Linked DNA regions of Mus musculus: regions 2 and 3 are each linked to region 1. The links are chromatin loops, found by intact Hi-C in ENCODE. Cell type or tissue: left cerebral cortex. All regions are shown on one strand.

The links. Peaks named below come from ENCODE experiments on the same cell type or tissue, not always from the same donor. Only the 100,000 strongest peaks of a DNase experiment are listed, where the experiment ranks them.
Region 2: it touches region 1 in a loop (16-fold over the local background); 2 of 42 quality-filtered maps call a loop at or near these places.
Region 3: it touches region 1 in a loop (14-fold over the local background); 2 of 42 quality-filtered maps call a loop at or near these places.

What each region holds. Positions count from the first base shown.
Region 1 is chr14:71,725,643-71,730,642 of GRCm38, reverse strand. All of the region lies in intron 1 of Gm34819 (a long non-coding RNA gene), which reads right to left. Among named protein-coding and RNA genes, the nearest start is that of Gm34998, 42 kb to the left of the region's middle. In left cerebral cortex, no CTCF peak of the experiment used is centred here; a DNase peak (open chromatin) is centred at 1,914; H3K27ac peaks cover 1,784 bases.
Region 2 is chr14:71,335,696-71,340,695 of GRCm38, reverse strand. No RefSeq gene overlaps it. Among named protein-coding and RNA genes, the nearest start is that of Gm41203, 82 kb to the left of the region's middle. In left cerebral cortex, no CTCF peak of the experiment used is centred here; a DNase peak (open chromatin) is centred at 2,282.
Region 3 is chr14:71,969,969-71,974,968 of GRCm38, reverse strand. No RefSeq gene overlaps it. Among named protein-coding and RNA genes, the nearest start is that of Gm35079, 70 kb to the left of the region's middle. In left cerebral cortex, no CTCF peak of the experiment used is centred here; DNase peaks (open chromatin) are centred at 830, 1,771, 2,207 and 2,530; H3K27ac peaks cover 2,061 bases.

The sequences.
Region 1 (5,000 bases):
AGAGTATTTAACAGATTTTCAAGATACCATAGAATTCTTCCTCTTCTTCTTCTTCTTCTTCTTCTTCTTCTTCTTCTTCTTCTTCTTCTTCTTCTTCTTCTTCTTTTCTTCTTCTTCTTCTTCTTCTTCTTCTTCTCTTCTTCTTCTTCTCTTCTTCTTCTTCTTCTTCTTCTTCTTCTTCTTCTTCTTCTTCTTCTTCTTCTTCTTCTTCTTCTTCTTCTTCTTCTCCTCCTCCTCCTCCTCCTCCTCCTCCTCCTCCTCCTCCTCCTCTTCTTCTTCTTCTTCTTCTTCTTCTTCTTCTTCTTCTTCTTCTTCTTCTTCTTCTTCTTCTTCTTCTTTCTTTTTTTTAATAAAGGCACTTTTGGTGAGCTCCTTGGTATCCACAGGATGGGAACTGATTGGCAACAGTATCAACCATGTGATTGGAAGGTCACAACTTTGAGTTTTACTACCTAACCTCTCTAGGCAGGGGAGGCAGGCTGCAAGTTGCATTAATCACAGTAGTTGGTATTTTTTTGTCACATGCTTATAGAACAAAGCTTTAACGAGAGCCCCAAATAGCAGGAACCAAGGACTTCTAGATAGCAGAACACATGGTGATTCCTAAACAGTGGAACACCTCAGGGTGTAGACAGTTGTGTCTCTTCTGTTTGTGCCTTTATTATCTGCTGCTCATCTCTACACAGGGTAATATTTCCTCAAATGGATAAATGCAATTGCCTTAGCCCTTTTGGCCATTCTAAAAAATAAATCACAAGTTTTGTGAACCCCAAATTTATAAATTCTCAGTGTGAAATATGAGCCATAATCTTAGACTTGTAACCAACAGCTGAAATAGGAATGGACTCAACAGACTGAGTTCTTATTTTCTGGGTCCTGACTTTATCAGAACTGGGTTAAATTATAGCATCCCTGGAAAAGTGCCTAGTGAAAAAAATAGTACCCACTCACTTCTATCTCCCAAAGTGAAGCATTGTGTGGACATTGAACATTGATGTAGGCAACACAGACTTATTTTTCTACTCTCTTGAACTTAGTAATACCCATTGATTGATTTAATCAGAACCTTTGAACTCAAAACCTTACATACATCAGAATCACTCTTGAATTTACATCATCTATCTAATCTCTTTGTCTTACCTCACTGAGTATTTATCCTTCTATCCTTATTCCTCCTGGACAATGCCAAGAAAAAAAATGATGTGTGGCAGAAATCCAGTGATTAAGAGAAAGGTGGTACCCTGGGGTTTGAAGAAAACACCAGGCTCAATGTAGAAAGCCAATGTGCCTTGGCATGGAAGCTTTCACAGATGGGTTCCAGAGTTCTGACTTCTTAGATCTCGCTATAAGGCTTGCTCGAGTACCAGATATCCCTTTGAGCTCATAAAAATGTGTTCGTGCATAAACGTTGGCTATCAAGTCTTTACTACCCAAGGGGCCCACTTATGAGTAAAAGTGTTTTCCTCCTAGCAACAGACTTCAGAGAAGGTTCTTGTTTAGGAGAGTTTAGAACCACCAAGAACAGTGTGATGACCCTCATGACCTCACCTTTAGCATGGCATTGGTGGATGGTTTTGATGGGTGTGTGCTTATACCTGGAAGTACAAGGTTATAGTTCCATTTGAGTGGTGGATATAGACTGCCCAAGGTTGGTAGAGAGCAGGTGCCCTGGCAGAATAGGTAATCTGACTCAGAAAAGAAAATGAGCTTCTAGGATGAGTCAGCTTTGTGCTGTGATCTTCTTCCACCTCTCCACTCAAACTTCATAGCACACCCCATTTCCTTCCAGAGAACGCTGGATGAGGCAGAGAGTATTTTGAGGATATTTTGAGAAAGAAATCTGCCAGGGCATAATTTTTTACTTGTCTCAGCCTGGTGCATTGTAGGAAAGTGTCCGTGCTGCGAGTGGGTGTCTCTGCCTCCTCCAGTCTAGCACCATCTTGACAGAAGCAGTTATTCCAGAGACAAACCCGGAGAATACTCAGCAGTGTTGGGTATGACTTCTGTGTGGTGGGAGTAAGCATCCAACCTGAGGTTATGTGAATATAAACTGTGCTTGTATCTGCAGCCCCATCCTATCAGATGATGACTAATTGCTTTCACCTAGGAAAGCAAATCCTGCTTCACGATTCCAGTGAATCCTGGTCAGGAATAGACTGTGAAGAGGTGACTGTCTCCTAATGTCATATTCTATTTGTAATGCCACATTCTTTTTTTGCTCTTGGTATTTTGCAAAGAGCTCCCATCACTTACCTCTATCTCTGGTCTAGAAGACAACTCTCTCTCTCCAATCTCTTCATTACCATTTACTTCTTCATGTTTTAACACCTGATATAATCAATAGTTCCACCAACCCCCCTATCCCATCCCCCTCCCTCCCCTACCCATCCACCTACTCCTACCTCCCGCCCTAGCATTCTCCTACACTGGTGCATCAAGCCTTCCCAGGACCAAGGGCCTCTCATCCCATTGATGTCTGACAAGGCTATCCTCTGCTACATAGCAGCTGGAGCCATAGGTCTCTCAATGGGTAATCTGGTTGGTGGTTTAGTCTCTGGGAGCTCTGGGGGGGGGGGGTCTAGTTGGTTGATATTGCTGTTCTTCCTATGGGTTGCAAACCCCTTAATCTCCTTTAGTCCTTTCTCTAACTCTTCCATTTGGGACCCCGTGCTCATTCCAATGTTTGGCTGTGAACATTTCCCTCTGTATTTATCAGGCACTAGCTTCTCTGGAGACAGATATATCAAGCTCCTGTCACCAAGCACTTCTTGGCAACTGTAATAATGTCTGAGTTTGGTGTCTGTATATGGGATGGATCCTCAGGTGGAGCAGTATCTGGATGACCTTTCCTTCAGTCTCTGCTCCATACTTTTTCTCTGTATTTCCTCCCTTGAGTATTTTGTTCCCCTTTCTAAGAAGGACTGAAGCATCCACACTTCGATCTTCCTTCTTCTTGAGCTTCATGTGGTCTATGAAATGTATCTTGGGTATTCCAAACTTTGGATTAATATCTACTTATCAGTGAGTATATACCATGTGTGTTCTTCTGTGATTGGGTTACCTCATTCAGGACGACATTTTCTAATTCCATCCATTTGGTAAGAATTTCATGAATTCACTGTTTTTAATAGCTGAGTAGTACTCTATTGTGTAAATGTACCACATTTTCTGTATCCATTCCTCTGTTGAAGGACACCTGGGTTCTTTCCAGCTCCTGGCTATTATAAATAAGGCTGCTATGAACACAGGCAGAGGAACTAGTTATAGACAATAAAATAGGAAGAAAAACTTCTGACATGTGCTTACACAGTTGTCCATTATATGAATCTATTATTCATCTTATGAAGATATTTGGCTCCAGAATCCTTCACAGGAACCAAAATATCAATATTTTAATATCAAATGCCATAGTAGTCACATATAGCTTATATACATCCCCCTATATTCTCTAGATCTTATATACTTATAGATGACTTATAGGAAACAACCCAAGACAAATGCTGTGCAAATGATTATAATACTATATTGCTTAAGGAATAATGACGTAAAATAGGCACATTAATATATGCAGTCCTCATTGTCCATAATCCCTGGCATACAACCCATTTATAACAAAGGGCTGACTATATGTATACATATAAGTGTTTGTGTGCACCTGTATTTATTCAATAGATTACTCGGTGGACACATTTCCCTGGACTTCATGATTATTTCCTCTCCATGGCAAAAATGGATATGAGATTTCTAGGGTTGTAGTAGACATGATTGACTTTCAAAGAAAGCCACGTGGAATAGATGGTGGGGCAGAATGGCTGAAGGAACACAGCTGTGTGGCAATGCTTCTACTAGTGTTCTAGGGTTGTCTCAGCCCTAACCTTTCATTAGATTACCTGCATTATAAGATAATAGTCTGGGGGGACGAGGGAGATCATTCAGCAGTTAAAAGTATTTGCCATTCTTTCAGGGGACCTGAGCTTGGATCTTAGAGCCCACGACAGGCAGCTCACTACCTTTACTTACTCCAGCTCTAGGGCATTCAATACTGCCTTCTAGCTACTACAGATACACACACACACACACACACACACACACACACACACACATGCACTTAATAAAAGTATCTTTAAAAGTAGCTATTGGCTTTAGTTTTCTGTTTTCTAATGTTTGTAGGTAGATCTAATGCTAAGGAATGTATAAATTATATCCACTTTTATAGTGAGTTTCTAATAATATTGTCTCAGTCTGAATTGCACAATAAATTCTCTCCCTTACAATTCATATATGGGAGATCTAATTTCTTATGACTAAAAATGTACCCATTTTGAGCTCTCTTCCCAGTCTGGGGATGAAAGGGAAGCCCCCCACTGCCTTGCCCAGATCTACTAATGTTTACCTTCAATTATATCTGTCCCTGTATGCCTGTGTGGAGGTGTGTGCATGAGGATGCAGTTGCCATATGTCAAAAAAGATATCGGTTCCCCTAGAACTGGACTCATAAGTGGTTATAAACTGCATGTTATGTGTGCTGGGAACTAATTCAGGTCCTCTGTAAGAGCATCCTGAACTTCTTAGCCATCTCCCCAGCTGCAATTTTGGTGCTTTAACATCCACTCAATCTGTGGCTTATGGCATCCCTGACAAACTACCAGAGAAACATGATTCCTCCTAGTTGTAGTACATGGAGAACAGTATCTGACTCTTAAGTCTCTCACTATCCTTGAGAGGTGAGCATGCTGATAAGCTGCCTGTTTGTTCCCCAATGTTGTACAGTGAGCATAGTAGGCGATTTGCTTCCCATTATTATGAGGAACACAATCCTATGGTGTCTCTTCCCCCAGGATTGGGCAGTATGCACAGTACTGGGCTGTCTCTTTCCTCCTCATTGTCAGATAATGTGCACAATAACAGGTTATCGGTTTCCTTGCCATAGAGAAGCACATTTCACTGCATTGCTTTCTATTGAGTTTTCTACAATGGAGTTTTCAAATGTGAGTTCAGCG
Region 2 (5,000 bases), 390 kb after region 1:
AATCAGAAGTGTGTTGCTCTTGAACTACAGATCCTCATCAACCTCCACAGTTGTTAGTCTATCCTTTATAGTAATGTACACATATTAACATACATATATAACATATAGTATGTATCTTAATTAGGTTTATATTATCAGATAAAACTTGATGGCCAAAAGCAACTTGGAGAACAATTGGTTTATTTCACTTACAGTTCCATATCACAGATCTTTGGCAAAGGAAGTCAAGACAGGAACTCAAGGCAGGAACCTGGAGGCAGGAACTGATGCAGAGACCATGAAGGAACTCTGCTTACTTTTTTGTTATAGCATCTAGGATCACTAGCCCTGAGGCCTCCCACATCAATCATCAACCAAGAAGAGGACCTAGAGACAAGCCAAAGCCAAAACTATATTTTCTTGAATAAGAGTATTTCTTCCCAGATGACCCTAGCTCCTGCTGAGTTGACATAAAAACTTGTCAGCAGTGCATGAGTGTGTGTGTGTGTGTGTGTGTGTGTGTGTGTGTGTTGTACGAGTATATTTTGCAGGCAGGTCTCACTTGTAGGTTTCTGAATTTGTACCTGAGTATTACTGCACTTTTTTCTCCTCCACTAGTTTGCAAAGTTTCTTCAATGTCATAAACGCAACTCAATAAAAGTAAACTGTCTAGTTGGTACTAATTTCTCCATGTTCAATGATGTAAGTAATCCGAGTCTTCAGCAATAGGACCTGACTATCAGATTGTTGGGAGTAGCTAATAGATTTGTCAATAGACCATGATATTTTCTGGGCAAAGGGGGATCTTATCTGTATAATGGAATAGGAAAGAGAATAAAGATTCCATACTTGAGTCCCAACAAAGTGTTGGGACTGAAGGTCCCTGGTAGAGAGTAGTTCTGTGAATTAGAAAGGAATAGAGGTGGGCTATAAGGAAAGGTTGAAAGGAAGGACCCAAGAGACTATTTCATGAAAATGTAGAGATGAAACCTAAATCTCAATGGAAATGTCAGAATGTTCAAGATGCCAGGATCATGAGATGTTCATCAAGGAAAGACACAGTCACAGAATTGGATGCAAACAGAGAGTGTATGCCCTGTACGTAAACAGAACTGGAGTGGTTGTGCCTCTCAAGTCCTTTAGAGTCCAAATGATTTCATCACAAACCCCAGATATCAGCTTTGGAACTACAAGCTTTTGTGTTTCCTGCGATTTATTTTTATCTTGCTTTGGTCCACTCATTTATTGCTATGCCCTCTTTCCCCCCTATTGAAATGGAAATACTTACTGAATGCCGCTGTATACAGGAACCGTGTCATTTCTTTTATGATGTTATAGGGGCTTACAGTTAAGAAATAACATTGACTCTTCAAAGAGGCTTGGATGATGGCATTTTATACAATGTTGAAACTGTTGAAGACTACAGGAACTTTTTAACTTGGTTTGAATGCATTTGGCACTGAGACCATCAAGAGCTTAAGAGATAAGAAGGGAAATGATATGTTGATGGTTTATATCAATTATCAACTTAATAGTACCTGGAGTCACCTTTAAGACAGGTCTCTAAACATATCTGAGAGGATTTTTTTTATATTGGGCTCACTGAGGTGGTTATGTATATGGCACCATCCTACGGGCTAGCCGAATAAAAGCACTCATCTCTTCCTGTTTCCTGGTTGTGGATATGATGTGACTACCAGCCTTATACTCTACCTACCATAACGTTCCTGCCATGATGATCTGTTCCCTGGAACTGTGAGCCAAAAGAAACTCTCTTAAGTTGCTTTTGTTACAGCAATGAAAGAATTAACTAATACATGGGGGAGATAGAACTAATTAATTAAAAAAAACATAGTCATGAAACATCTCCAGATTGAAGGAACCTAGAAAGCTAGGAGGGCTATGTGCACCTGGGGTTCCCAGGCAGGCTCCTCTTGTTATAAAAGACATTATTGGGACTATTAACAAAGCTTCAGATAGATGACTTTCTGTGTAAAAACTGATGTAGGTTGTTAATGCTGGATGACAATCTTTTCCCATGTATTAAAAAGTATTTTAAAATGAAAAAGTTAACAAAACCATACATCAGTGACTTATCAGTGCAGATTTAGAATAGAAAAAGAAACCATTCTTCACAATGAATCAAACTTTACATATATATTTGATATTGTGGATAGGGAGCCAAAGCCGGCAAGCACTTCAAAGACAAACATTAAAAGACTCCAACCCACATGCAACCTGATCAGGGCTTGTCACGCTTACCCACACAGTGAGTGCTGCTAGCCTCAGCTCCAGATGGCCTCCAGGGTGGAGGAGGTACTAAAAGCAGCCACTGACAGCCAGCACTCAACTCTTCTGTTTTGGCACAGAAAGCAACCACAGAAAACGCTTCAACAAACAAGCGTGGCCGCACTTGTGGACACAGCCTATACTCTGCATACTTTGAATAAGGGCTGTGAGTGAGTTACTTTTCCATCACTATGGGTGAATGTCCAACAGTCCCAATTAAATGGAGCAAAGCCTTCGTTCAGATCATAACTTCGGCTGTTTCCAACCCATCATAGAAGGCCTGAAAGAGCGGCTGAATTCATGAGAGCACAATGTAGAAGACTGTTCAGATCACAATGGCAGACCAGGAGGCTAAGAGGAGAGCAGGAGCCTTTAAAGTCTTACCTCATAATGACCCACTTTAGCCCCATCTTCTAAAAGCACCCTAGCCTTCCAAAATGGCACTACCATCTGGGAATAAGAATTCAAAGAATTCAAAGAGTGGGGCACATTTCAGGTTTAAACTGTAAGAAGGTGTTTCTTTATTGCCCAATTAAGTGTGCCTCCAAACCCTCAAAGATCCAGGCTGCTTATTTCCCTTCTCAGGTCTAGAAATCTCTCCTCGTGTTTTGATCATCAAATATGCCATTCCTGGCTAATTTTATATCTCCCACCTGAAGAAACGGGTATCGGTATTATTATTTATTTGTGTTGCTACTTCTTTGAAACGTGTGCGCATTTAAACAGTGGAGGGCTTCTTGCCTTCATAGTTCCCTAGGATATACTGCTGTATTTAATGCTGTTGACATCATTCCATATGATGCTGCATTGTTTACGTGCTGCCCTGAACACCAGCTTCCAATAACTCTCAGAGCTGTTACAAGTGCCTCACTGAGAATGATCATAAATGCAAATCTTCCCAGAGTATACAGGAAAATGTAAATGTTAGCTCATTTTCTGGCCGTCTTAGATTTACAATTGGAATTTTGTAACATAAGTGGAAATGTGTATCTTTCAAGCTATATCTCCTCTTGAACTTTGGAGTCATAATTACTGAGTTCCTGGTATGCAATCTGCTCTTTTGGAGTGATGCCCACCTTCCTATGCTGCTACCTGGGTGGAAGTCAGGCAAGGGGCCATGGTCAGGGTGAGAGAAGCATTTTTCTTCACAGCAGGAATGCCTAGCACTCATTAGACCAGCTTTAAAACCAAAAGGCAGAGCACAGTGTAAGCACATAACACAGAGAAAGAGAACATCACCAAGGAGTCTACGGAGGAAGGGAGCACAGCTCCTAACAGCTGCCCACCCTTTGGCCGTCCTAACACATGGATCAGTGAGGAGTGGCAATGTGGTCTGGGTACCAACATCAGTGCAAAAGATGCCTGCCAAGATAACGCTTGTCTAAATATACTATGGGATAGAGGCAGTACCACAGACAGAATATGTTTGGACTGGAGTTACCATGAGGCTTAACCCCAAGAGCTAGAAAAGAGCCAAGGTAAATTGGAACCATATATTCACTCTTTGACATGCATAGTAGACGTCTATAGACCATATATCACATTGTAGCACCTGTGGCTCAGTCCTAGAAATGACATACTAGGCAGTGGAAGAAAGGCATCTACTAGGATATTCTCTCTGGTATAGGGAAACCCCGGAGAAGTGCAAGTCCTATATCTATTCATGGTATCACTCCAACCTTATGTTTGAGAAAATGGGTTCGATCACCCCAAAGAGGAGATAAAATTCTTGGGTCTATTTGGGTCCTGACCCAGGCTTGCAGCATCCAGCCTAGAATGTATTGCCAGCCCCAACAAAGATGAAGGGGCTAGCTTTCCAAGCCTATATATCAGTCTTTGTCACATCCCAAGGAAATTATCACAAAATATAGGACAGATTGAATTATAAGAGACAGACCAGCACCATTGGGTGCCAGGGGTTGAAGTTATTAATTTCTGCCTAGAAAAAAAATGAGATTAGCTGAGTGAATTTAAGCTGAGCCTTTAAGCAGAGATGACCTGTGAACATCTGGCTACAGTCAGCAGAGGAGCTACATGCTGGAGGAACAGACAATGACTTCCCTTTGAGAAAAGGAAGGTTGAATAGTGAACTTATGTGGCCATTTGGGGGGTCAGAAGTACATCAGCCCACGAATACTAGAAAATTCCGGGAAGGCCTAAACATTGCATTAAGAAGGTGTCTGAGAAACACTGAAGCGAGAAAATAATTTGAGGGCAAAGAGTTCATCAGAGAATGGCAGAGGCAAAATGAGATGTCAGTTATGTGTCATGAAGAAAACATTCTGAGAAATGCATCATTGGGTGACTTTGTCATTGTGCAAACACCATAGACTATACTTAATGTATATAATATAGCCAACTACACACAGCACATAGCCTAGCTGTGTGTGCATACACATATGTCTGTGTTTGCATAAATAAACTTGTGTATATTTATGAACATCTATTATTTTTTCATCATGGCCCTAGGTATAATAAAATAAAAATATGAGTAAAATGAGATTTATGATGCAATCAATAAATGTAATAAAAGACTGAAAGGATGGATCTGTGGGTGAAGGGGCTTGCCACCAAGACTCATGACCCAAATTTCATCCCCAGGCCCCACAGAGTGGAATGTGAGAACCAGTTCCCACAGGTTATTCTCTGACTTTCACACATGCTCTGTGGCATGCAGACACAATCCATGAATAAAATGCAATAAAAACATTGTAGAAGATACCAAGTCAACA
Region 3 (5,000 bases), 240 kb before region 1:
TATTATTTTAATGGTGTGGTAGAGTTGTTGAAGTGGAGAACTTTTGCCTTTCTTATGGTTGATCCTGCTGTTAAAATTGGTTTGGATGTTGAACAAGAGTCTGATGCCCAAGAAAGCTGTGTTCAGTTTTTAGTGTCCCCTCTTTCTGACTGGTGTCAGGACCATAGCCTATTCTTCCTGCATATGCTAGATGTAGGAAGATGTTTCTAATAACTGGAGTTGCCCTGAAAGCAGTGAGTTTTCTGATGACTGATATTAGGATCTATAAAAGAAATTCCTCTCCATGAAGACTGAAAGCAGCATGTTGTTCTCTATTCTAAAAAACTCTAGGGATAAACAGATTTCTGTTTCTTTTCTGCACAAGTATAGCAATCACTTAGATGTGGGGTTTCCTTTCTTTCTTTTTATCCTAAAAGGTATTGATTCCTCTTTTATGCTCACAAGGTAACAAAGCAAGAAGAAAACCTGGCATCTCTGCTTGCATTTTGTGTCCCCTTTATTTGGGGTCAGAATGCTGCTTGTCACTTCATAGGTCAGGTTCATCACTCAAGGAGTATATGCCTAACCTACCTCGTTCTGCTTCAGGTTGAAGGTGCAGAGATAACTAAGTCTCAAACCTGCAGCTACAGGGAGTAGTAGCAAAACCTGGATAGACAGACCAACCTTCAGAGAAGGGTAACTTTCCATGATGATGAAGCTGCTTTGTGGGGCAGAAATAGTGGCCTTTCAGGATCCAGATTGCTCCTCTCAAATGATGAAAACAACAAATTCTCAGAAGATATTGAAGAACCAGAACTGAGACACTCATTACCAGACCACACCCTAACCAGCTTGGCCCCATCCCAGCTCCTTCTCAGCTTAAACCTAATGTCTATGCCAGCTGCCCAAGATAAACTTGGATTCACTGGGCCTCTCCATTTGACGGTCTTCTGGATGCATTGATTTAATCTCCTCTCTCTTTGGTTCAGCATTTCCTGTCTTTGTAATTGGCAAATTGGCACAAGTGACTGAGCTTAGTTTGGCTGGGACTGCCAGAGCCAAGGATTTAGCTCTAAAACTTGGATTTTAAGGGCAGTGACTTGGGAGAAAAGGTAATTCTGAGCTCTGAGGTGTGTCCTTAGTGCAGTAGTCAGGATGCTAGTCCCATATTTCTGAGCTCTGCCATACATTTAATGGCTCTATTGGTATTTATTGGCCATTCATTCTGTACAGGTACTATGTTAAGATGATAGGATAATAAAAGACAGCGGGTAAAGTCAGATGCAATGAAAATGTCTACAGGTATTGACTGCCAACCTGATCAACTTGACATCTGCACATAATATCACCTTTCTGCGCATACTCCCTAAGCAAGATGCAGTTTCATATATACAAAATTGCTTACTAAGGACTTAGCCTCAAAATTTTATGATAAAATTAGAAACAAGGCTAACACACGAAACAGCGACATTCTGTTATTTTAAAACTTTAAAAACTACACTATCACATGGAAAAGTCCCAGAGCCAGTTCATGGTTGTCAAGTGGATTCTGCAGGAAATTAATTTTGTGAGGCTAAATGTCAATGTGTCTAGGGTGATCAGAGGAAACTCAGTGGGGAACATAAGTCTTGAGCTTATGGGAAGTCTCAGAATCTCATCCTCAGAGGATGACAATTTCAAAAGCTTCCAAGTCTTCCTTGGGAACATCCTACTCTCCAGATAGCGAACTATTGGAGAAGGGATGGCATTTTCCCTCATGTTTCGTAGGACATGCTGGAGTTTAAAATAGGAGTCTCCAAGATGGTCTGTGGGTGATGTGAACAGCAACGTAAGCAGCCCTGTTATTATTAGACACAGATCGTTTTAGGTTAGTGGATATGACTGTTCTCTAAAAATGCAAAGTCTGAGTCACTATATAGGCCTCTAATTTAAAGTGGTTGCCCTTTACCAAAATATAGTCTAGCAATTCTCTGATTATGCCAAGGACCCTCTCCTACTTAAAGCTCACTTGTAAGCCAAAAAGAGAAAGTTGTCTCTTTGTCTTTGAATAGGGCAAGTGTCTGTGTGATTCATTTCCAGGAAAAGTTAAGGTAAATCAAGATCAAAGCTACCTGTCTAGTGATATTAAATGGATCCCCTTCTACAAGGGAAGAATTATATAAGCTCTTCACCTAATACCATCTAGGAGCTGAGAGACATACTGCTTTTTCCAAAATAAAAATCTCCATTGCCAATCAGATGGTATGATGCCTGGAATCATGCCATCGCTGACTCATTTCTTTCATTTTCTCTCTCCCTAGGTTCTTTGAGGTCCAAACAAACAAATCATACTGAACAGCTATAGAGAAGTTGGCCATGTATGTACTGTTGATTTGGAGAGGGAAAGTAGAAGCCAGCATGACAGTAATATGCTACAGGCCAAGGAATCATTGATTCTCTTAGACTATACCTATTTGTGAAACATCATACCAACTTAGTCTAAGAAGAGAAAAATCTAGTGTCCAGCACAGCTCTCAATCCTGAGTTTTGCTAGGCCCTCCAAGAGGAATAAATTATAGTCATTCTCTAGAAAGGCAGTGGGAAGTGCAGGTTCAGGTTCCTCTAGGAACTCCTATCTCTGAGCACTCCTTGGGCTTTCTGTAGATAGCTCCTCCTATGTTGCTTCTTGTGGCTTCACTCAGCAGTGGCTTCTCTTGGATATTCAGGGAGTTTAGCATTCCTATGCCAATTTATCTATTAATATCTATGTATACATCCTCCAAAGACCAGGGCTTATGCATCCTTCGTCATCCTTGATCATCCCACTAACTAATAGCTATCAGGGAAGTCATTCAGACTAATACCTTCCTTGTCAGTTAAATGCCTTCACAAAGCTTAAAGGAAAGAGAGACATGGAAAAATAACAATAAACAAAAAAACAGTATATACTTGTAAGTGGATAAAGCAAAATATCAGGAAATAATTTTCCTATCAAATGAAATCATGGAAATTTTCATATAAGTGTTCTTAAAGTCTTCAATGATGTAATGGTAATCTCCTTTATACCATGAACAATGACTTATGTGTCAACAATGATGGCAACCTCCAGTGTCTCAGACAGGGGAATGTGGGACCCAAGAACTGGCTGTGACTTTCTGAAGATGGGTCAGAGATTCAGTTACATGGTAAGGAGCTGATGGAGGCAGCCATAACACAGGAAGAAAATAGTAAAAGAGTTTCCAACTAGCTGGGGAAGTATAGCTTCAAGTGATCCAGGCACCCTTTTACTCCTGGAAGACTACAAGATTAATAGGTTGTCAGAGGTGTTCAAGAGAAACAGCACAGAGAATCTGGTAAGAATTAAAGGGTTAAGATATCTGAGACAAACAAGCAGGTTGACTAAGTATGGATACATAATCCAAAAATGAGTTCTCATTCAGTATAGGCAAATGGGTGAAAGTGAATGAAGAGATCAAAGTAGAAGACTTGTCTATACAGGTATATAAAGGAAAATGAAAAAAAACTTATGTCTTTTAGATTAACTTGTTCCTAAAAATTGTTCTTGAAGAGAGTCTGGTTTTCATGGAAGGAACTCTCAAGGAACAAGACAGAGACTCGATTGCTTCCAAGGCTACCTATGAGTAATGTAGTCCTGAACACTGCCAATAAGTTCAGGTAAGGGTCTCATTGTTATGCAGCCTCTCTCAGAATTCAACCAGACTTCACCTGAGCTAGACCTGAAGAGCATCTTTGGAATGGAGAATATGAACAGCCATGAAACGAACTGACCTTCTACTGAGCCTGAAGCAATGATAGAGTTCAGAGAATTGTATCAGCCGCCTTTCCAAAAACTGACAGATCGCTGCAGTGACTTCTTGCTGCACTGAGATGACCAGATGGCAAGCTCATCACCAAACATCCAAAGATGGGTTGTTGGCAGCATTGACAATTTGAGTGGTTTGAAGCAAAAAGAACAATTGGGGATTTCACCACTGGGGTCCAGTTTGTTAGTTTGGTTTCCAATACTTAAGCTTTAGAAGATATGGTTAGAGAAGTAACTGTGGTTAGAGAAGTAACTGATCATTACAGAACACAAGGGTTGATAGAAATCGTCCATCAGGTGCCAGGTGCTAGATAATGTTTAGGGAAGCATCTTTGACTTACAATGTGTGTGGACTGAGTTAATTAACACTGTGAACTAGTATACAGACTGCCTTCTGTAGTGCCTTCCTGGGCCACCCTTCTCTTCTCCAAACTTGTTTTGGCTTAAGGACTTGGGTCTTCATGAGTAGCCCCCTCCCCTTAGGCTAAGTTCATCTAGAGCAGGTGGGAAGAAGCAAAGAGACAGAAGCCTTTGCTCCGGGTCCTTTCCTGAGCTAGATGTCTGACTCGTGTGCTTGATCAGAATTCTCACGTTCTGTCAGAAAGAACATTTTTCAAGTTCTGTCGCGTTCGCTCTCGACCAGCAAGAACGACACGACCACCAGTCCTTCTAACAGCAGTTTATTCAGCAAACTTCAGTCTTCCTCTCTCTTCTTTCTCTTCATCTATATCTTCCTAATAATAATCCTCTCTTGAATAATAACCCTCTTTCTAACCCGGGCCCCTCACTCTTATATACTCTCAGCCCTCATCCACTCACAGCAGGCCACGTCACCTCACCAGGTACGCAGCTTCAGCTAATCAGGGCAGCAGGGGCATATCTCCACCAAAATGGATTCGCCAGTATCCTGGTACACCTGCGCAGCTCTCATGATGGTTGTGGCTTATATTCAGGTGAGGAAGTCAGGTGCAAGTCATAAGACTTAGCTGCAGTCCCTGGCGCCTTCTTGGGACTGCCGCCACACCCGCTCCTCACAAAGTTCCAAGCTCTTCATCCTCCTCCAACCACCCCAAACTCTTTAAGAATATCTGAGCTCTTATTTTTCCCTTCAGATTGCTAGACATTGCCATTGATGTTAAAAGATACTGCCCTCATCTTCATAAATAGTCCTTACCTACAGTTCTCCTTGTCTATTGTCAAGAGTCATCTCCTTTTTAGC